2 separate regions of the Homo sapiens genome follow, and region 2 is linked to region 1. Evidence: read pairs that join two places in POLR2A ChIA-PET (ENCODE). Cell type or tissue: PC-9. All regions are shown on one strand. Links, peaks and the distances in the headings refer to the core of each region. The heading gives the core; the rest is flanking DNA. Region 1 holds the start of LOC100130452 (a long non-coding RNA gene). Region 2 overlaps ANKRD44 (ankyrin repeat domain 44).

What was found. ChIA-PET counts read pairs that join two places held together with the same protein. Peaks named below come from ENCODE experiments on the same cell type or tissue, not always from the same donor. Only the 100,000 strongest peaks of a DNase experiment are listed, where the experiment ranks them.
Region 2: POLR2A ChIA-PET joins it to region 1 with 11 read pairs; 2 of 35 experiments call an interaction of 5 or more read pairs at or near these places.

The regions. Positions count from the first base shown.
Region 1 is chr2:196,709,533-196,719,361 of GRCh38, forward strand. CCDC150 (coiled-coil domain containing 150) reads left to right here. Exons shown (of 28, transcript NM_001080539.2): 16 at 2,613-2,720; 17 at 3,145-3,207; 18 at 8,971-9,099. It overlaps LOC100130452 (a long non-coding RNA gene), which reads right to left and starts at 3,480. Exons shown (of 4, transcript NR_034036.1): 1 at 3,344-3,480; 2 at 3,199-3,262; 3 at 1,015-1,112. In PC-9, for the core only: no CTCF peak of the experiment used is centred there; no DNase peak of the experiment used is centred there.
Region 2 is chr2:196,983,625-196,993,453 of GRCh38, forward strand. It overlaps ANKRD44 (ankyrin repeat domain 44), which reads right to left. Exons shown (of 28, transcript NM_001195144.2): 28 at 3,038-6,025. The coding sequence ends at 5,967. Among named protein-coding and RNA genes, the nearest start is that of PGAP1, 62 kb to the left of the region's middle. In PC-9, for the core only: no CTCF peak of the experiment used is centred there; a DNase peak (open chromatin) is centred at 4,487; H3K4me3 peaks cover 1,208 bases; H3K27ac peaks cover 2,132 bases.

The sequences.
Region 1 (9,829 bases), core at 1,193-9,192:
AGCTTTGTTCCGTTGCTGGTGAGGAGCTGTGATCCTTTGGGGGAGAAGAGGCACTCTGGTTTTTAGAATTTTCAGCTTTTCTGCTCTGGTTTCTCCCCATCTTTGTGCTTTTATCTACCTTTGGTCTTTGACATTGGTGACCTACAGATGGAGTTTTCATGTGGATGCCCTTTTTGTTGATGTTGATGCTATTCCTTTTTGTTTGTTAGTTTTCCTTCTAACAGTCAGGTCCCTCAGCTGCAGGTCTGTTGGAGTTTGTTGGAGGTCCACTCCAGACCCTGTTTGCCTGGGTATCACCACCGGAGGCTGCAGAACAGCAAATATGGCTGCCTGATCCTTCCTCTGGAAGTTTTGTCCTGGTGGGGCACCCGGCTGTATGAGGTGTCAGTTGGCCCCTACTGGGAGGTGTCTCCCAGTTAGACTACATGGGGGTCAGGGACCCACTTGAGGAGGCAGTCTGTCTGTTCTCCGAGCTCAAACACTGTGCTGCGAGAACCACTGCTCTCTTCAGAGCTGTCAGACAGGGACGTTTAAGTCTGCAGAAGTTTCTGCTGCCTTTTGTTCAGCTATGCCCTGCCCCCAGAGGTGGAGTCTACAGAAGCAGGAGGTCTTGCTGAGCTGTGGTGGGCTCTGCCCAGTTCGAGCTTCCCTGACTGCTTTGTTTACCTACTCAAGCCTCAGCAATGGCGGACGCCCCTCCCCATGCCAGGCTGCTGCCTCAGACTTCTGCGTTAGCAGTGAGCAAGGCTCCGTGGGCATAGGACCCGCCAAGCCAGGCGCAGGATATAATCTCCTGGTGTGCTGTTTGCTAAGACTGTTGGAAAAGCACAGTATTTGGGCAGGAGTGTCCTGTTTTTCCAGGTACCATCTGTTACGGCTTCCCTTGGCTAGGAAAGGGAAATCCCCTGACCCCCCTTGCGCTTCCCGGGTGAGGCGATGCCCTGCCCTGCTTTGGCTCACCCTCTGTGGGCTGCACCCACTGTCCAACCAGTCCCAATGAGATGAACCAGGTACCTCTGTGAAAATGCAGAAATCACCCGTCTTCTGTGTCGGGCACGCTGGGAGCTCCAGACCAGAGCTGTTCCTATTTGGTCATCTTGGAATGGAATAGCCTAAAATCAGTATATTTAAGAGGGCATATTAAATAGGTACATTAGAGTTACATGTGTTAACATGGATGAATCTCATAAAACAATACTATATACTGTTTAGGGATACATATAAAGTTATTTTTTAAAGAATAGGAATGATAGATTCAGCAAAATAGTTAACTGTAGGATAGAAGGAGATTTGGTTGGGATAGGCTACACAGAAGCTTTCAATTTTAACGGTAGTTTTTTTTTTTAAGTTCAGTGGTGGATAGATGGGATGATGGCATATATGTCTGAAAGATTTCCAGCATTTTTAAAGTTGTTTTTAAACATATGTCAGTTTGAGTTATTTGGCCTCACTCTAATCTACCATTGGCCCCATCACTTAACCACTAGGATTTCAACATTGTGTTAGCTGCCTGGCCCCTATAAGCAACTGCATTTGTGACCTTAATTTAGAAGTTAGGTAAGTGCTTGGTTTACCTTGTTTTTTACAGTTAATTTCTTGTTGAACTATAGCATATATACTGAAAAGTACACAGGGCACAGCCTGATGAACTTTTTATAAAGTAAATATAGCTATGTGATCAGCACTCAGATCAAGAAACAGAACATCCCTAACACCCAGTACCCTCTTCCAGTAACTGTCACCCACAAGGCTAATTAACCATCCTGATTTCTAACACCCCATTCAAATGTTAACAGTTGCTGAAAATGTCCAGTAGCTAGTGAAAGAGATGTTTGCACTCTACAGATAGGAAACAAGATATTGAGAGATGGAACTGTTGATTTAAATAAAATTTTGGATGAAAATTTTCCTGATTTAGGGGTAGGTTCGGTAACGTTAATTGTTGTGTGTGAATGGTTTGGGGATAAGAGGAAGCAAATATGGAAAAACGTATAATTTGGAGATTTATAAGTATATATTAAATGATTTTGTCCTCCAAAATGATAATTTTCTTTGAAGAGAGACTTGTGAGTATCATCTTTATGAATTAGTTTTAAAATATAATTCAACATATAAGAATTCCATTTATTCAACTTTTATAATATTGTGTCAGTGAAACACAAGACTCTGCCTGTTCTCCACCCCATTCCATTCTTCTGGTCTGATATGTCTGCTTCTTGCACATTGACAGTTCTAATTATACACATTCAAAAGGGTTTTGAATGCCAGGTACCACAATTCAAATATATTAGCCACAAATTTTTGAATTACATTAGCCACAAAATCTCACTGTTATATTCATGAGTCATGTCCATTTGGAGGCCTATAAGCACTAGAAACCAAATGAGTTATCTCAGTACATTTAAATGGCTACAGAGTGTATATCATTTTTTGCATGATTAAACTTAGGATTGCTTTTTGCAAGTTTTAAAGATTCTCTGTAATTTTTTTTTTTTTTTTTTTACAACTCATGACCCTTTTTCCCCCTTCTGGAGTATATAAATATGTGTAAATATATATGTTTAAATGTTTTATTTTTTAAAATTTTTTTTGTATTTTTGTTTTTCCTCTAGATAAAAGTTAAACAGCTAGAAGAACAAGTACAGTCTTTTACTGACACCAGCTTACAGAATGATCATCTACGCAAGATGAATAAGTATTTACAGACTAAATATGCTCAGGTGTGATTAATATCTACAAAAGCGGATTGCTGCTATATTTCGTTTTTAAGAAATTGTTTGATGTCTTTTTCCCCACTTTACCACACAATCCCAGAAAGATAAATATGCTGTCACTTGACTCAGTTTAACAAACTTTTTTTCAAGCACCTAGTACATACAAGGTTCTGCTAAAGCCTCAGAAATTGTAAAGATACCTGAAGCAGGATTGAGACATTCAACTTGCTTATTATAGTTAGGAAATGTACTCCATAAACTTTATTAGAGAATAGAAAGTTATGCTTTTCAGAAAAATAGATTGTATTACTGAACATTCATAGGGAGCATTATTATGAGTAGAAGCAGTGAGAAATGCTTTCATAAAGGCAGTGCTTTTTAAAATTTTGGCAGTTGTGAGGAACAAGTATCTTTGTTTTTTGAATTAAAGGCAAACTCAGAACTCAGTGCCAAGAGGGTACACCTGCAGCAGGCAGATGCTCACCTGAAAGAAGTATTGGTAATGAAAGTGCTTACTTGTCAGCATGGTGGCTCTTGAAGCTAAAAACCTTTCATAGTTCACATAATATTTTAACGAATGAATAGAAAAAGTTAAGCAAGATAACAAAAACATTTAGTGAAGAACATACCCCAGGAAGGTGTTACCAGAAGAAAGTGACTCATTTCAATTATTTACAAATTTAGCACTCATATCATTAGGTTATTTTTTAAATCATTAACTCTTAATAAAAGCATATGTAACTTCTGTGTCTATGATATTTGTGTATCTATACCCCTGGTAACCAAGGAACTAAAATATGTTTTCAAATGGAATACTCATAGAGTTCTAACCACTTGACTCTGCTGATGAGTGATGAGGTCACAGAGTTGTTAAAGGAGGCCTCATTAGATGCGCTCTCTGACAGGGAAGTTGGCATAAGGTCTGTTTCTTTGCTGGGTCATATTTTACAGTGTGATCTCTTCACTCTGAAAGCAGAGAAACACATTTTCAATATATTTTCCATTACGGCTCCTTCTAGAACACTGTGTTGTTTCTCCTAGTAAAGGGGCTATTCCTTGAAAAATAACTCTAGGTTTAGCTGATTTTATTGTTTTTATTAATAATTGACGATGCCTCTAAGAAAAAGGAAATCCCCAGAGAGGACTGCATCTTCAAAATCCCCCGAAATCTCTAGGTCCCATGTAAACAGTATAAAGGAAAGAACGTCATCAGTTGGTTTGCCTAGTGTTATTCCAAACTCTACACGCCGTGTGAGCTTTGCACCTAACCTGCCTTCTATGAAAACATCTCAGGATATTGGAGACTCTAGGATCTCTCTAAAGACTCTTTTGAATGCTATTAAAACCATGGAGGGAAGACTGGAAGGCAAAATAGAGATTCTAGCCTCAAGACCTTTAATAAATGATGAATCACCAAATTTTCTTAAACAGGACTCGGTAAGTGAAGACCACAAATTAAATCTTAAGGAAGTTTTAAATTTATACAAGAATGAAATATTAATCCAGAAATATAATGCTTGAAGATATGACTAACAAGGAAATAAGGTTCTTCACAAATAGAAAAAAGACTAATATAGATTGAAACCATTATCCTAGCCATCACATAATTAGTTTTAGACATAGAACATTTGGCGTAACAGTAACTACTGAGTTTTTTATATAATTTTGATTTTTTAAAAAATTCAAAATTTCTACCTAATCTTAACATTTGAGCTAAAATGCTTGGATAAAGCCTCATTTTCAAATAGAAAATTAATTCAAGAAACCCCAAGAAATTTAACATTGGAAAATATTTTCTTGAGAAAACTTATTAGAGCATTCATCTTTATCTGATATTTAGAAATAGAAAATACTATAGCTTATCTTCTAGAGTGGGCTACTATTACCGGAAGGAGGGCTGTGAGTGTTAGTTGTCCAGGTCCTTGGTGTTTTGAACAAAGAATTGAAAAAATCGCGCAAAGTAATGAAGGAAGCAGCGAAAGCAGGGATTTATTAAAACGATGAAAGAACTCCATAGGGTGTGGAGTTTTCTGGGTTTTAAGTACTCCTTTTGAGGTCCCTATGGCTACCTCTTATCTGGATGAAGGATTTGGCCTGTGGCTAATTAAAGGCTCAGGTGAATTGATGCCCTATGCTGATGAAGGGATGGCCCATGCTTGGCTCCGGGCCAATCCAAGACACTCTCCCTTTCCATCTGAGACATGGTGGAAGCGGGAGGAGTGTAGGGAGAGTAGTAGCCTTTGATCCTTTGCTACTTGCTGGGGAGATGGGGTTTTTCCTTTTGGTGTAGCTTTTGTAAGTTGGTGTTAATTGGACTTAGCTTCCCGGTCGCAAGACCCAGGTGTTTTCCTTTTGATCCAGCTTTGGGAAGTCAGCAAAAATTGGCCTCACTTTTCCTGTCCCCAGACCTTGGTGTTTTTCCTTGATCCAGCTTTAGGAAATCAGCATGAATTGGCCTTAGGTTCCCTGCCTCCAGACCCTATTCTCCTGCCTCACTACTATTTAGATGTCTTCTGTAAACATCTAGTGGCATTTTTGCATTTATATGTGTGTATATACATACTGATATATACATACACTTAAAAAACTGGTAGAATTTTTAAAATGATATTCTTGTATACTTTTCTAGAACAAAATTCAGTAGATTATCAGGACCTGTAAGTTGCCGTCTTTTGCACTTTTCTGGGATCCTTTTCTGTAGAAAAAGTTAAATATTTTAAATGTTACAGGTTCAAGTTTAAGGATGTTTTATAACGTTGAGGTAGATGTGGGGAAAAGACATCCTCCTTTGTTACCGTTGGGATTATGAAACAGTACAACTTCCTATGGAGTTCCTATGCCTTCCTATGGAGGGCAATTTAGCAATATTTATCACAACTTTGACCCTACAATTGTCCTTCTAGGACTTTTTCCTACTGATATACTGGCTTGTACACATGACATGTATACAAGGTCACTTACTGAAGTATTGCTGGCTAATAGCAACAGAGGAAGCAACCAAAATCTTATCAATAAGAGACTGGCTAAATAATAGTTTGTATCCATAGTTTTGCAATACTGCTTCAAGATATATATATATTATTAGGTTTAAACAGTAAAAGTTCAGAAGAGTATATGTAATATTTTACTATTTGGATGTAAAAAGGGTGGGGAGATAAAGAATATATACGTATGTATTCACTTGTATAAGCATAGACTGTCTAAAATGACCCATAATAAACTGGCAACATTATTTTTGAGGAAGGAGACTGGGCAGCTGGGATGTTTTTCACTTAATCTTTTTGTACTTTAAAAATAATGTGAATGTACTACCCATCCAAAATAGTTTGATGAACGTTTTCTTTTCAACAAAACTGAAAGCAGAGAAAGGACAGTCTTTTCAACAAACGGTGCCGGGATAATTGGATATCCATATGCAAAAACAAAATATCTTTGCTCCATACCTCACAAAATGTATAAAAATTAAAATGGATCATAGATCTAAATGTAAACCCTGAAACTGTAAAACTTTTAGAAGAAAACATAGGAAGAAATCTTTATGATCTTGGATTACACAAAGATTTCTTAGATTTGATATCAAAAGCATGATCCATAAAGGGACAAAAATGATAAATTGGAGTTTATCAAAATTGACAACTTATGCTCTTCAGAAACATTAAGGGAATGAAGAGACAAGCTACAGACTGGGAGGAATTATTTGCAAATCACATATCTGATTAAGGCCTTGTTTCCAGAAGGTACTACAAATAATTTTTAAGATTTAAATACTAAGAAGAAAACCTAAGAAAAAGAATAGGCAAAAATTTAAACAGTTTCTTCAGCAAAGTTATGTGGCTGGTAAATAAGTGCTTGAAAAGGGGTTAAGCATCAGTCATTAGGGAAATGCAAATAAAATCACAGTGAGATACTACCACACACCTATTATGGGTACAGCCACTTTAGAAAATAGTTTGGGAATTTCTTTAAAAGCGAAACATACTACCACCATATGACCCAGTCAGTGCACTACTAAGTATTCACCAAAGACAAATGAAAGTATGTCTCCACACAGACTTGTACACAGGTGTTCACATCAGCTGTATTTGTAATAACTTAAAACTGGAAACAACTTAAGTGTCCACCAGGTGAATGGATAACTAAATTGTGATGTCCCTACAATAGAATACTAAGCAACAGAAAGAACTATTGATACATGCAGCAGATTGAATAACTCTCAAAATAATTACACTGAGTGAAAGAAGTTATTCAAAAAAGAGTGCATACAATACAATTCCATATAAAATTCTAGAAAATACAAACTCATATATTGTAACAGAAAACAGATCAGTGGTTACCTGTGAGAATCACCAGAAGTGTGGGAATAGAGAGAGACAGAAGGGGAAGATTACAAAGGAGCTTAAGGAAACTTTTGGAGATGATGGAAATGTTCAATATCTTAATTATTGTTTCAAAGTCTTATACGTATGTGAAAACTTATCAAAATGTACACTTTAAGTATGTGTAGCTTATTGTATATCAGTTATACCTCAGAAAAGCTGTTAAAAAAGAAAAATCATATATTACCTATTCAAAAATGTATTAAATGTTTAAAATAACATTCTTTTTTTTTTTTTTTTTTTTTTTTTTGAGACAGAGAGTCTCGCTGTGTCGCCAGGCTGGAGTACAGTGGCGCCATCTTGGCTTGGCTCACTGCAACCTCTGCCTCCTGGGTTCAAGCGATTCTCGTGCCTCAGCCTCCCAAGTGGCTGGAATTACAGGCGCCCGCCACCACGCCCAGCTAATTTATTTTTTATTTTTATTTTTATTTTATTTTTTTGTATTTTTAGTAGAGACAGGGTTTCACCACGTTGGCTAGGATGGTCTCCATCTCCTGACCTCATGATCCACCTGCCTTGGCCTCCCAAAGTGCTGGGATTACAGGGGTGAGCCACCACGCCCAGCCTAAAGTAACATTCTTGACAGAACTGTAGAAATAGAGAACAAATTACTGTACATCAGTGTAGTATGGGAAAGAAAAGAACAAATTAGTGGTTGCCAGAGGACAGGATGAGTTTTTGGAGGGAAGAGTGAATACAGAGATAGCACAAGGGAATTCTTTTCTGGTGATGGAAATTTTGTGTCTTGACTGTGGCAGTGGCAGTCATGTGAATATGTAAATAGGATAAAATTGCATGGAACTGTGTGCATGCACATATACACATGCATCCACACATAGATGAATGAAGGTTGAAAAAAATGGCAAAAATTGAATAAATTATGTGATCTAGTTAGTCAAGTTAACAATAATGTATGCATGTCAATTTCCTGGTTTTGATGTTGAACTACAGAGATATGAGATGTCAGCAAAAGAAGCAGGATAAAGGGGCGGGGCGTGGTTTCTCGCGCCTGTAACCCCATCACTTTGGGAGGCCGAGGTGAGCAGATCACCTGAGGTTAGGAGTTCGAGACCAGCCTGACAAACATGGTGAAACCCCTTCTCTACTAACTACAAAATTTAGCTTGGTATGATAGTGCACACCTGTAATTCCAGCTACTTGGGGAGGCTGAGTCAGGAGAATCGCTTGATCCCGGAAGGTGGAGGTTGCAGTGAGCCCAGATCATGCCATTGCACTCCAGCCTAGATGACAGAGCGAAATTCAGTCTCAAAAAAAAAAAAGCAGGATGAAGGGTACATCGGACTCTGCACTATTTTTGCAACATCCTGTGAGCCTAAAATTATGAAGTAAAAAGTTTAAAAGGGGTAATATTTAAAATAGTATGATTATCTGAACTGATGGTGTGGCTCTACCAAAACTGTTTCAAGGATATGAGGTTCTAATACTATACTTCTAATTAGGATTCATTCTGCTGTAACACTGTTTTCTTGAATTTTCTTGTATTTCTTTCTAAATACACTATTTAGTATTTATACATCTTTGCTTTTATAATATCAATTTGTGCTTTTTTTAATATTTTCAAAAGGAAGCTAGTCTCATAATAATTTCTCTCCCATTTTACATCTCAGCTTCATAGATAGTCTTATTCTCCCTATTCTTGTGTTTTCATGGAGATTAATGTATTGGATTTGTCTATGTTTATTCACACAGATATTTTTGTTGTAGTTTCCTTTAAAGGAATAAGCAGCTAATAAAGATGGGTTCTATTTATAGTAGTGAATAAATATATTTAAACATTTAAAATTTGGTTTCTAAATTTCTATGTCTTATTCTAATCACTGATTTGTAATGTTATTTATTGTTTCTTTTTTCCTACTTAGGTGAAATCTATTCTTGAAAGAAGTAAAGAGGAGCTGTCCCGAACAGTGAAGTGTCGTAATGCGGCCCTGAAAGAGAGTCAGAAGTTGAAAGAAGACCTCGAGGCTGTGGAGGACAGGGAAAACAAGAAGGCAAGGAATCAGTCCCTTCTGACCGTCTGTCACTGAGAAGAAGCACTTATGAAATCTTTCATGAGCCATATGTTTCGCTTTCTTGCTTCCATTAGAATAAGGATTGATCAGGGGAGGATTTCTTTTTCTGGAGAAAAGATAATTTTAGAATAGTTTAAAATTTTTCCCTTAAAAATACATTATATGTATCTAACTCCCAATGTTTTTTTTTTAACTTTCTGTCTTAAATACTCAAAAGAGAAAGTTCTAATTTTTTCTTTTGAAACACATCTGATCTTGGTAATAATAACCTTTATAGTTATGTTTTATTAATGTGGTGTAAGATTTCTATGATGCTTTCTCCTTAACAGTGTGTGTATGCTTAGTGGGAATAGAGGTCACATCCCAAACTTCTCTTTGTCAGCAAGTGCTGGATTTTGTCTCTCTGAGGAGGGCTGTGAGTTACCTCATTCTTCAGCAGCTTCCACTTTCTCTTACAGTCTTTTTTTCTCAGATAATTCTAATGCGTTTCAGATGTATTATTCTCATCTGACCCCGTCAGAAGACAGCTGAGAGGCCAGCCTGGCGCCACCTCTGGACGCAGGTTGTGCTGAGTCAGGCCTCTCTGGTTAATGTGTATGCTGTAACATGACCACAGTTGGGAAGCTGCAGAGTTCACCAACTTTTCTGGGGATCAGCTTTTCTTTTTCTCAACAATAACTTAAGAAACCACCTAAAAATAAAATATACT
Region 2 (9,829 bases), core at 538-8,537, 270 kb after region 1:
TTTTGTGCTCTAAAAGTACTGCTTCAGTATTTTTACTTTTGAAAATTATAAAATTCTTCCAGAATGTAATACACAGTACTTCATTAAATTGACATTTAAAAGCAGAAAATAGTATCCTAGAAATTGTGTCCACCAGTGCCTAGAGAACCCTGTGAGGCTGAAGTACTGTGTTGTCAGAGCTTGCCATGTGACGGTGGGCCAAGTGCCCCACCTTTGTGAGCAGGAGTTCCCCCCACTGGGAAAGTAGATACAATCACCTCTTGCTTAAGACAAGAAATATACATGTGTATGGCCACATTTTGGTTTGATAACAAAGGAATTAAAGATGCCTTGATCTGTGCAAATCTTCTCCCCTGGAAAAATACATAACCAGGGCACATGTGCTCAGCATTGCCTTCCAAAGTTCTTTCTCAACCTTGTAAGTTCTCGTTCTGAGGGCATATAAAGTATGTTTATGCAATCCCTTGTGAAAATAGATGAGGCAATATGGCTAGTGTCATAAGCAATACATTGATGAAGAAATGATTCAGAAACAAGAGAAAGGCAAATAGGTGAGCAGTGGGGTAGAGGAGCATTGACATTCTAAGTGGCGCAGTTATTCCCTGGGTTGAGTGGCACATTTGGTCTCCCTGGCGCTTGGAACTATAAATACTCTAGTAGCAGCCCTGCCCACCCCCCAGCCATTGTGCCAACTACAAATGCCCACACATTTCCAATCACTCCCTAGAGTGCCTGAGAATTAATGAATGGCACAGCCATTATCTTGGTGCTTTATATTTTACAGCAAATGTACCTTCAGGATGAAATTTGCTAAAGAGACAATTCATATAGTACTTTTACCCACAATGTTTTTATGTTAATAGCCTTTTAGCTTAATGCTTTTGTGCTTTGCAAACTAATTCTGGAACACATTAAGTGTGTTAAGTGAGGGATACTTATACAGGGATCTAAACCTACCAAATGGAATTAGCGTGAAGGAACCTTTGACAAGCAGTTTGAAGACAAAGTGCCACATCAATGTTCAAAAATATAATTACCACAGTGGAGGCCATTATCACATTTCTCTGCTTATGAGAACACAATTAAAATTAGGGATCTCTACATTTTCCTTGAAAGGGTGAGTTCAGTCAGTCAAGCAAGCAATTTCCTTAGCAATGACTGGGAAGAAGGTGTATTAGTATGATGTTACAGCCTCAAAGGACACCGTGATAGACCAGGGTGGCGAGTAGCTTCCAAAAATGGCTCCTAGTAATTGCTGTTCCTGCTGTTCACACCCTTGGGGAATCCCTTGCCCTTGAGTATAGATTGGACTTAGTAACTTGCTTCTCATGAATAGAATATGAGAAAAATGATGAAATATCACTTCTGAAATTCAGTTGCAAAAATCTGTGACTCTGTCTTGCTCTTTGTCTCCCTGGCTTTTCTCAGCCTGCTCGCCCGCAAGGCAAGCTGCCATGTTGTGAGCTTCCCTATGGGAAGGCCCATCTGGCAAGGAACGGACGGCAGCCAACAGCCATCAAGGAACTGAGGCCCTCAGTGTAACAACCCATGAGAAGAATCCTGCCAACAACCATATGAGTGAACTTAGAAATGGATCGTTCCCAGGCCAACACCATGATTACAGGCTGTGAGAGACCCTGGAACAGAAGACCCAGCTAAACTAGGGCTGACTCATAGAAACTGTGGGTTAGGAAACATTTGTTGTTTTAAGCCACTAAGTTTTGGGGTAATTTGTTACACAGCAATAGATAACTAATATACCCAGTCTACTCTAAACAACAGGAAGCACTCACTTGTGGTGTGACTCCTGTTTTACATTCTTTAAGATTGAAAAGCACCCAGATTTGTATATTTGAATAAGAAGGGAGGCAGGGCTGAGTACAAAACCTCCCTTAACATTTCTGGCAGAAAAAAACAAAACATTATATGGCAAGATGGCATCGAAGAGAGAACATCTAGAGGCAGATGTGGTATCATCAGATCACTATCTTCAAAAATTCAAGTTGTATAACTTCTCTAGGATTCAGTTTCTTCCTGAAAGAGCTGGTGATGTGACTGGGCTGGACTGTAATAACTGCTAACATTCTATACTACTTGATTTGGGGAACTCAGGCAGGCACCACCCCCAAGTCTCTTCGTCAATAGCTGGAAACTCCATCATTAGGAATTTGTTCCTTAGTGCTTCCAGAGACTGTCCCTGAAGTTACTACTCAAGATGAAAAATTTTGGATGGTGAGATAGATGGGGAAGGAAATTCTATGGATACCTTTAAGGATAGTGCAGAGATGGAGGTTCTTGTGTTGTTATAAAGTCCCTGAAGGGTAATGGTGACAATACCAAAGTTAGGCATGGTTGATTTCACAATTTTGAGGACCTAATAAGCTTCCTCTTTTTTGATGTGGACTATATAACTGATCACATTTCTCCTCTTACCTTGGCTGCAAGGAAGCTGAGAGCAAACACAAGTTCAGTCACAGATACTGTTTTAAATTTTATGGTTCCTTTATCTGTTTGTATTCTTTTTCTCTGTTCTCATTTTTCTATTTCTAGTTTATCACGTCTTTTGTCATAACCCAGCTCAAATCCTTTATGGGCCAGCCTGGGCAATATAGTGAGACCCCATCTCTACAAAAAAACAAAATTAGCTAGGCATAGTGGTGCACATCTGTAGTCCCAGCTACTCGGGAGGCTGAGGTAGGAAGATTACTTCAGCCCAGGAGGTCGAGGCTGCAGTGAGCCGAGATCTCACAACTGCCCATCAGCCTGGACAACAGAGCAGAAAAAAACAAAACAAAACAAAACAAAACAAAACCCTTTATGGAAAAAAGTTGGAAGCATAAATACATATAATAAACACAAGCATATATGTTTGAATTTTTTCTCTAATTGTGATAACACAAACATAAATCGTGAATCTGGAGATACACTTTTATCTTGATTATTTTCTAAATTTAAAGTTAATTTGGCTTGAGGGGGTGCAAAGATTTAAATTAGCATAATTTAGAAAAAGCATAAATTGGAAAAATTAAAACACAAATTCCAACAATATTTGTACCGTTTTTATTTGTAAAAATAACCATCTGAATGCATTTCCATAGTATATTACAGTTAAGTACTTCATTACGTTATTAGAGCATTCAGTAGTTGCAAAAGTATTAAACTGTGCTTGAGAAGATTCAGATTGTTTCAAAGTCATTCACTGAACTAAAAGTCATTTTCCCCATTTTTACAGTCATGACATTTACCAGAGTCATTCAACTCCAATTTACATAAGAAAACATTATAGACAAAATCCCACTGAAATCATCAAACAATATTTTATGCTGTTACAAATATGTTATGCAAAATATAACACTGGCACCAGATTTGTATCATCGTGCTTTACAAAGATATATTGCACATGCTAGAGCATAAAATATGTAGACAAAACTACCAAATAAAAGATATTTGCATTGAATTTTTAGATCACATAAGAAACGCATAGAATTACATTTTATACAAACACTCAGATTGTCACTATCTTAAAATGCTTTTCCCCTATAATACTGACCTATGGTTTATAGTTTCGTAAGACGAAAGCATTTTAGCACTGCAAAATCAAACAATTCCTATAGAAAACTTAAGCATTTTCATATTCATTTCAATGCAAGTACAAGGGGAAATAGGAAAAAAGACACTTTATACATTCAAAGAAAAGTTGAAATGAAAACTCACTGGTATCATATTGCTCTGATAACACTCAAATGAAAAAATACAAAACATTCCACAGAACATTTTCAGAATATACAAATATAAAAAGGCACTCTAACTTCATATTACAAGACAATAAAACGGATGAGTTCTTCAACCAACACAACATATAAGCACACCAAGTTGCTCAACAGTACAAAGAATAACTAGTGCAGCAAATCCATTTGATGTTCTTGTTCTAATTTAATAACAAAATGATAAACCAAGCAGTGTTTACTGCCTAAAGTACCAAAACATACTATGGTGCCCTTTTAGTAGTGATAAATAGAAATACCCTGAGCTATTTACTGTAGAATCATAGCAGATTTTAGGCAATTTGGAGATAGTAATGTATTTAGCAAAGACAGGCAGACACTGGCAAATAAGTAAGTGCAATGAAACATGATCCTTGTAGTTGTGGTTAAAATACAGTCTAAAAATAACACAAATAAAAGCACTAAGCAACTAAGACTCAGTTAAAAACACATTTTTTTTTCTTAGAAAGCTATGGTGCAAACATAATTTTATTTCTAAGAGATGTAATTAAAATACAGAAATGATAGTTTTTAAAGTCATTTCTTTAAAAAAATTTTGCCTTGGGGTATGGGAGAAAGAGAAAGAGAGGAAGAGAGAGAGAGAGAGATCAGTTGATGTAATGAACAGTTCATTGTGAGCATGATTTCATTTCGTTCCTTTGTCCTCCTTCTATGAGTAAGAGAGTGGGAAAAGTCAAAACGCAGCTCCATGGAGATAACGTCTCATGGTGAGTCACTGCTTTGCTGAAATGATTCTTGTACTCTCTGCTACACGACAGGAAAAATGTTAACGCTGCTTTGCCATTAAAGCAAGCATTTCATTTCCTGCTTGAAATGCCAACTGAGCAAGATTTCCATTCACTTCTAGAAAAAGACACCGCAGCATATTGTGCTTCTTCAACACTGAACCTCTCTTAATTTTCAGTGTTTTGGTAAAGATAAGGTCATTATTGCTCATTAGCAATTTATCTGCTTTTTAAAAATTCATCTTCTCTAAACAAACGAAAAGGACAGAAGGTGGGAAGCACAACACCAAGAATTCAAAAAAACAATGGTGGTGGTGTGGAAAATTTTCAGTGAAATCAATACCAGTTCAATAAATCCTTTGAACAAGTTCTCATTTGTGAAGAACCCAACAGGAGTTTTAATTAAATCCAGGATATTAAGAGTAAGATTAAAGTTTTATAGCTAGATGAAAAATATAATACAGTTATCTGTCTTTGATCCAGATATGATAGAACATTATTTTTGAAATATCTCACATACACTATAAAATAGCAATTTCCAGGGTGGAAATGGAACTCATTATAAAACGTCAGAGAGTACTGCTCTAATTCGACACATTTCTTTTCTGTCTCTTCCTCAAGTAGAAAATAGCACTTGAGCTGGTGATTTTTATTTCTCCTTTTGGCACATGTGCCCACACACTGCCATCATTTCTCATCAGGTTACTGAGACTATGTGAGCTTTTCAGTGTACTTAGGGTAATTTCTAGATATTTCTTTGTGCTGCCTTTGTGTATATGATCCACTACACATCTGAGTTTTCATCTCGCAGAAGGGCATCCAGACTGCAATGTCTTCTAAGCTCTAAGCTGGCTACAGACTGTGGCTGAGCAGTAGAAGATGCGTAGCCCTCTCTAACCAACGCGGAAGAACCTGAGGGTCATCTGGAAACCTTAGCAGTGGAAATGCTAGGTTTGGCCCTTGGGCTTTTGGCTAGCCCAGGGTCAAGTGTTTTTTTTTTCACTTTTTTTTTGTTATTCTAAATAAGATACATAGCAATTAAAATAGAGAACAAATAATGGATGTTTCCTCACCATTTGTTTCATTTCAAATAAATATAAACACATTTACAGCAAAAGTATATGGACATTTTCTCTAGTTTGGCAAAAAAAAAAAAAAAGGTCAGCACATCATCAGTTACAAATGTTAAGTGGTCAACTAGAAATCTGTGTCCTAAGAAATATAAAATACAACAAAGACTGGTACACAGAAAGATTACATTTAACTCCATAAAAAAGCTACTTCAGTTCTCACTTGCATTTTGAAGGAAAAAAATGTGTATCTTCCATTTTAGACTGAAGCATTTTGGTCCTCATGTGTAGCTGGCTGATGAACTACACACACACACACATATATATATATATACACACGCACACATATATGTGTGCATGTGTATGTGCATAATTTTTAAAGAGTCTCATTCTTCTTTTTGTACAGCGGTTCCAGGTGTGGAACGGGGTCCATTTGACCTAGAAGCTTTGGCAGAGGGAGCAGACACAGTATTCACTATGTTGATTTCATCATCAAGCAACTGGCAATCGGTTTTACATGCTAAATCACCCATTTCTACTTTCTGCTTTCACTTTTTTTGTTCCTTTTTGCAGTCACACTTTTCACTGACTTGGTATGACCTTGACTGAGAAGCTCATTTTACTACTGATGAACAATGCTGATGATTCTGATGTTTTTTAAAAGTTAGTATTTTGATTTAAGAATAAATTAACAAAGGGTAGTTTCATACTATTTTTGCATATTGTGTCAAAGTTTTGGTGCAATATAATTTTCACCTGAAATGTTATTAGATAAATTTGGGTTCAATCACTTAAGTGAAAATTAGTCACAGGCTTGTTATAGGGAACACTGTGTTAAACAAAAAAAGCAAGTTCAATTTTTCAATTCATCTGGCAACTTTAACAGAGATCCTCAGAAAGAAGTTCTGGATATTCAAATGCTTACTATAGAGAGGATATAAATAGTTGGACTCTCTAAAAAGATTATTACAGGCATTATTTCTGAAGATGGACACCTTTACCTTTGGCTTCTAGTGAGGAAGTAAACATCAAAGTGAGAAGAAGTTTGAGGCATTTCCTATCTGCCTCTTCCCTTCCCTCCCAGGGGACATGAATGTCACACTGATATACTTCTGAGAACTCACTGCTAAATACATGAAAAGAAAAATTATTCATAGCGAACAGCTGCCTCTCTGCTGCATTATCCCCAAAGAACAGGAATTAAATACATCTTTTATTCTTTATTTAAAATGAGAGGTAGACTTTCACAGAAGTATCTTAGATTTAAAGAAAATGTGAAACAAAACAAAACTGGGGCCATCTGTGTGACTGTTCCACCCAACAGCCTCACTGCCCTCCCTCGATTAATTCCTTCTCTACTAGCTTCTGGAAGCCCAGGCCCCAAATAATACTTGAATACAACATAAACCTGGAATTCAAGCTTCTTTCCTTTCCTCCAACACAGGTGATCAAAGAAAAGCTTCTACAGTCCAAAGTCAAAACGTTTCCGAATCAGAATCATTTTCATTGTACCCATCCTCCGAGCCTACGTTGTTACTGCACAGGCTAACCATGCTACCCAGATTGGAGAGGGTCGTCCTGCTCAAATTGTCTTTTTTTAAACAAACGAAGTTGACAGCCATCATTGTACTGGAAGGAGAAAAAGGCATCATGGTAGCCAAAATGAGGGCCAGGCAGTCAGCCACGTCTTTGTTAGGAGCGCAAGCCAGGGCCGGGGTATGACCTGGGCGTAAATGCAGACAAGGCAGTGGTTAGTCCTGGGGAGCCTAGAGGAGGCACGAGCATTCCACAGTACATCTCGGATGATCTCACAGGCGGAGATGTATGTTGAGTTAGAAATCATGCCAGGTAAAACGAGGAGTTACTTCTCACAAGTCATGCTAGGGGTGAGGCTAGAGGGGGAGGGAGGGGGAGACATTTTATGGAGGGCTTTTTATTTTTGTTTTCAGCTCATATGACTATGACAAGCACAATATCATCCAAAGTTAGGCAGGATTCCAGCCTTCATTTAGTGAACACAAACACAAGGGGGTGGGTGTGGGACACAATTCCACAATAAACAGCAACAGGACAATCAGGAGGATGTTTCCGCCTGAGAGCACACACACACCATGAGCCTCAGGCCTGGGCCTGAGAAGGACTCTCATTCTGAGAACAATGACTTTCCATTGTTAGGTAATTGTGTGTCCAATTAGAAAAGATATTGAAAATTAGATGACTGCAAAAGTGAGTAATGAAGTTTTGTCACTTTATATATGCTTCATAGAAAATAGACACCAATAACTGGTTTTAGAAAAATGGAATCATTTCAGTAGATCAGAGACAGGAAAGCACAGGTTGTTTGTGATTAAAAATGTACAATCATTTAGGAGAAATTTAACAAATTTTTTTTTTGACAGAGTTTCACTCTGTCACCCAGGCTGGATTGTAGTGGCATGGGGCCTTGATTTTACTACAGCCTTGTCTTCCGGGCTCAAGCAATCCTCCCACCTCAGCCTCCCGAGTAGCTGGGACTATAGGTGTGTGCCACTACTACCGGCTGATTTTTTCTTTTTTTGGTTTTTTTTTTTTGAGTCAAGGTCTTGCTATGTTTCCCAGGCTGTTCTCAAACTCCTGGGCTCAAGCGATCCTCCCACCTTGGCTTCCCAAAGTCCTGGGATTAAAGGCGTGAGCCATCACACCTGGCCTAACAGAATATTTAAAAATGGCCACTCACCAATCAAAGTCTCAAATCTAAAATGTAATGGATGTGAGAAAATTACTATGCTTGTCATAATTAGAACCATGTTATTCTCATTTAGACTCAATGGATCCAATCCAGATAAGAAAACTGTCTTAACTCATAATATAGGTTCCTTGGGGAGGTAGATTAAGTCTTTGACTTGATTATTTCCTTATCCAACCTTTATCCTACTGGCCTGAAAAGGGTTAGCTGCCTTCTCAGCTGGCCAAAGTTTCCACTACACAGTGAGTAGGGCACTTGCTCAGTAATTCAGAGGAATGGCTCAATGAAACTTAACGTTTTGTTGTTTTGTTTATCATCACTCGACCTGCTCTCCCCACCCTGCCCTTTAGGACATCATTCCTTTTTCTGGTATGAAAACAAATAAGAATGAACAGGTAGTTTAACATTCCATTTCACGAAAGTCAGTGATGAGTAAAGGAATTATGGTTGTACTGCTATATAAAATTGCCCCAAACGTTCCCAGGCCTTTGGGATGCAGGTGCGCACCAACCCAGGGCTCTTGTTCCTAAGGTCACTATCAGCTGAACAAACCTTCAATGCAGCAGATTTACACCAGGAAAAGCAAAACTAATTTATTCTATTCTCTTTGACCATTTTGGAGAAAAACTGTGGGCCTCTGCAGGCCAACCCTAAGTCTACAGTAGTGTTAAGAGGGTGAGGGAAGGTGAGGCGGGAAAACCAAGGAAATGGAGTAATAGGGAACTTTCTGCACTTCCTAGATGAGTCAGGTGGGGGACACAGCAGGGTACATGCTAGGATACATGGGGCTGCAAAATCAAAACTAATAAGAGTTAGCTAATGATAATCAGTATGGCTGCTTACTTCTGAGAAATAGGCATGAGCTGCTAATTCCAATACCTGTAATAAGCAGTTAATTGAGTTACATTAATACATTATAATACTTTAATTAAATGCCACATTTTAAAAATTACATAATTCATAAACATCCAGAAGTTCCTTTTTTGCTCCCCAAGGTTAATAGGCATTGTGCTTAAAATGGCAGTTTAGTACAATTCTAGTAGCCATTCCTTTCAAAATTTCTTAGGAAGCAGAGTAGAAAGCTTCTGTTAAGAATTAGTTCATTAGGAAAGGAACATTAATACAGATCAGGGGAAGCTTCAAGCCTAGACGTTAATTAAGAAATTTTACTCTTGTTCCTCACATTTCCATACTGGGAATATGAGTTCTGATCTGTACTTAAAGAAAAAAAAAGTTTGATCTCAGAATGAACTTAAATACAATCAAAGATCCAGGTTTTTATTTGAGCCCTTGAGCATGCATTAATGACATGTGTAGTCCCTAACTCTTCAGCATTTGCAGTTAAAATTTTGAGTGTCAACTTGAAACTCTTAGTGTGTCTAAGATATTTTAACCACTGTGCTGAGGAGTTAGAGACCAGCTGCTGGCATTACATGCAAAATGGACAGCACTGGGTGGCCTACAGGTAGACTATGTGATTTACAAAAAGACAGACAGGACAAGTTATCCTTGCTTGATTTCTCA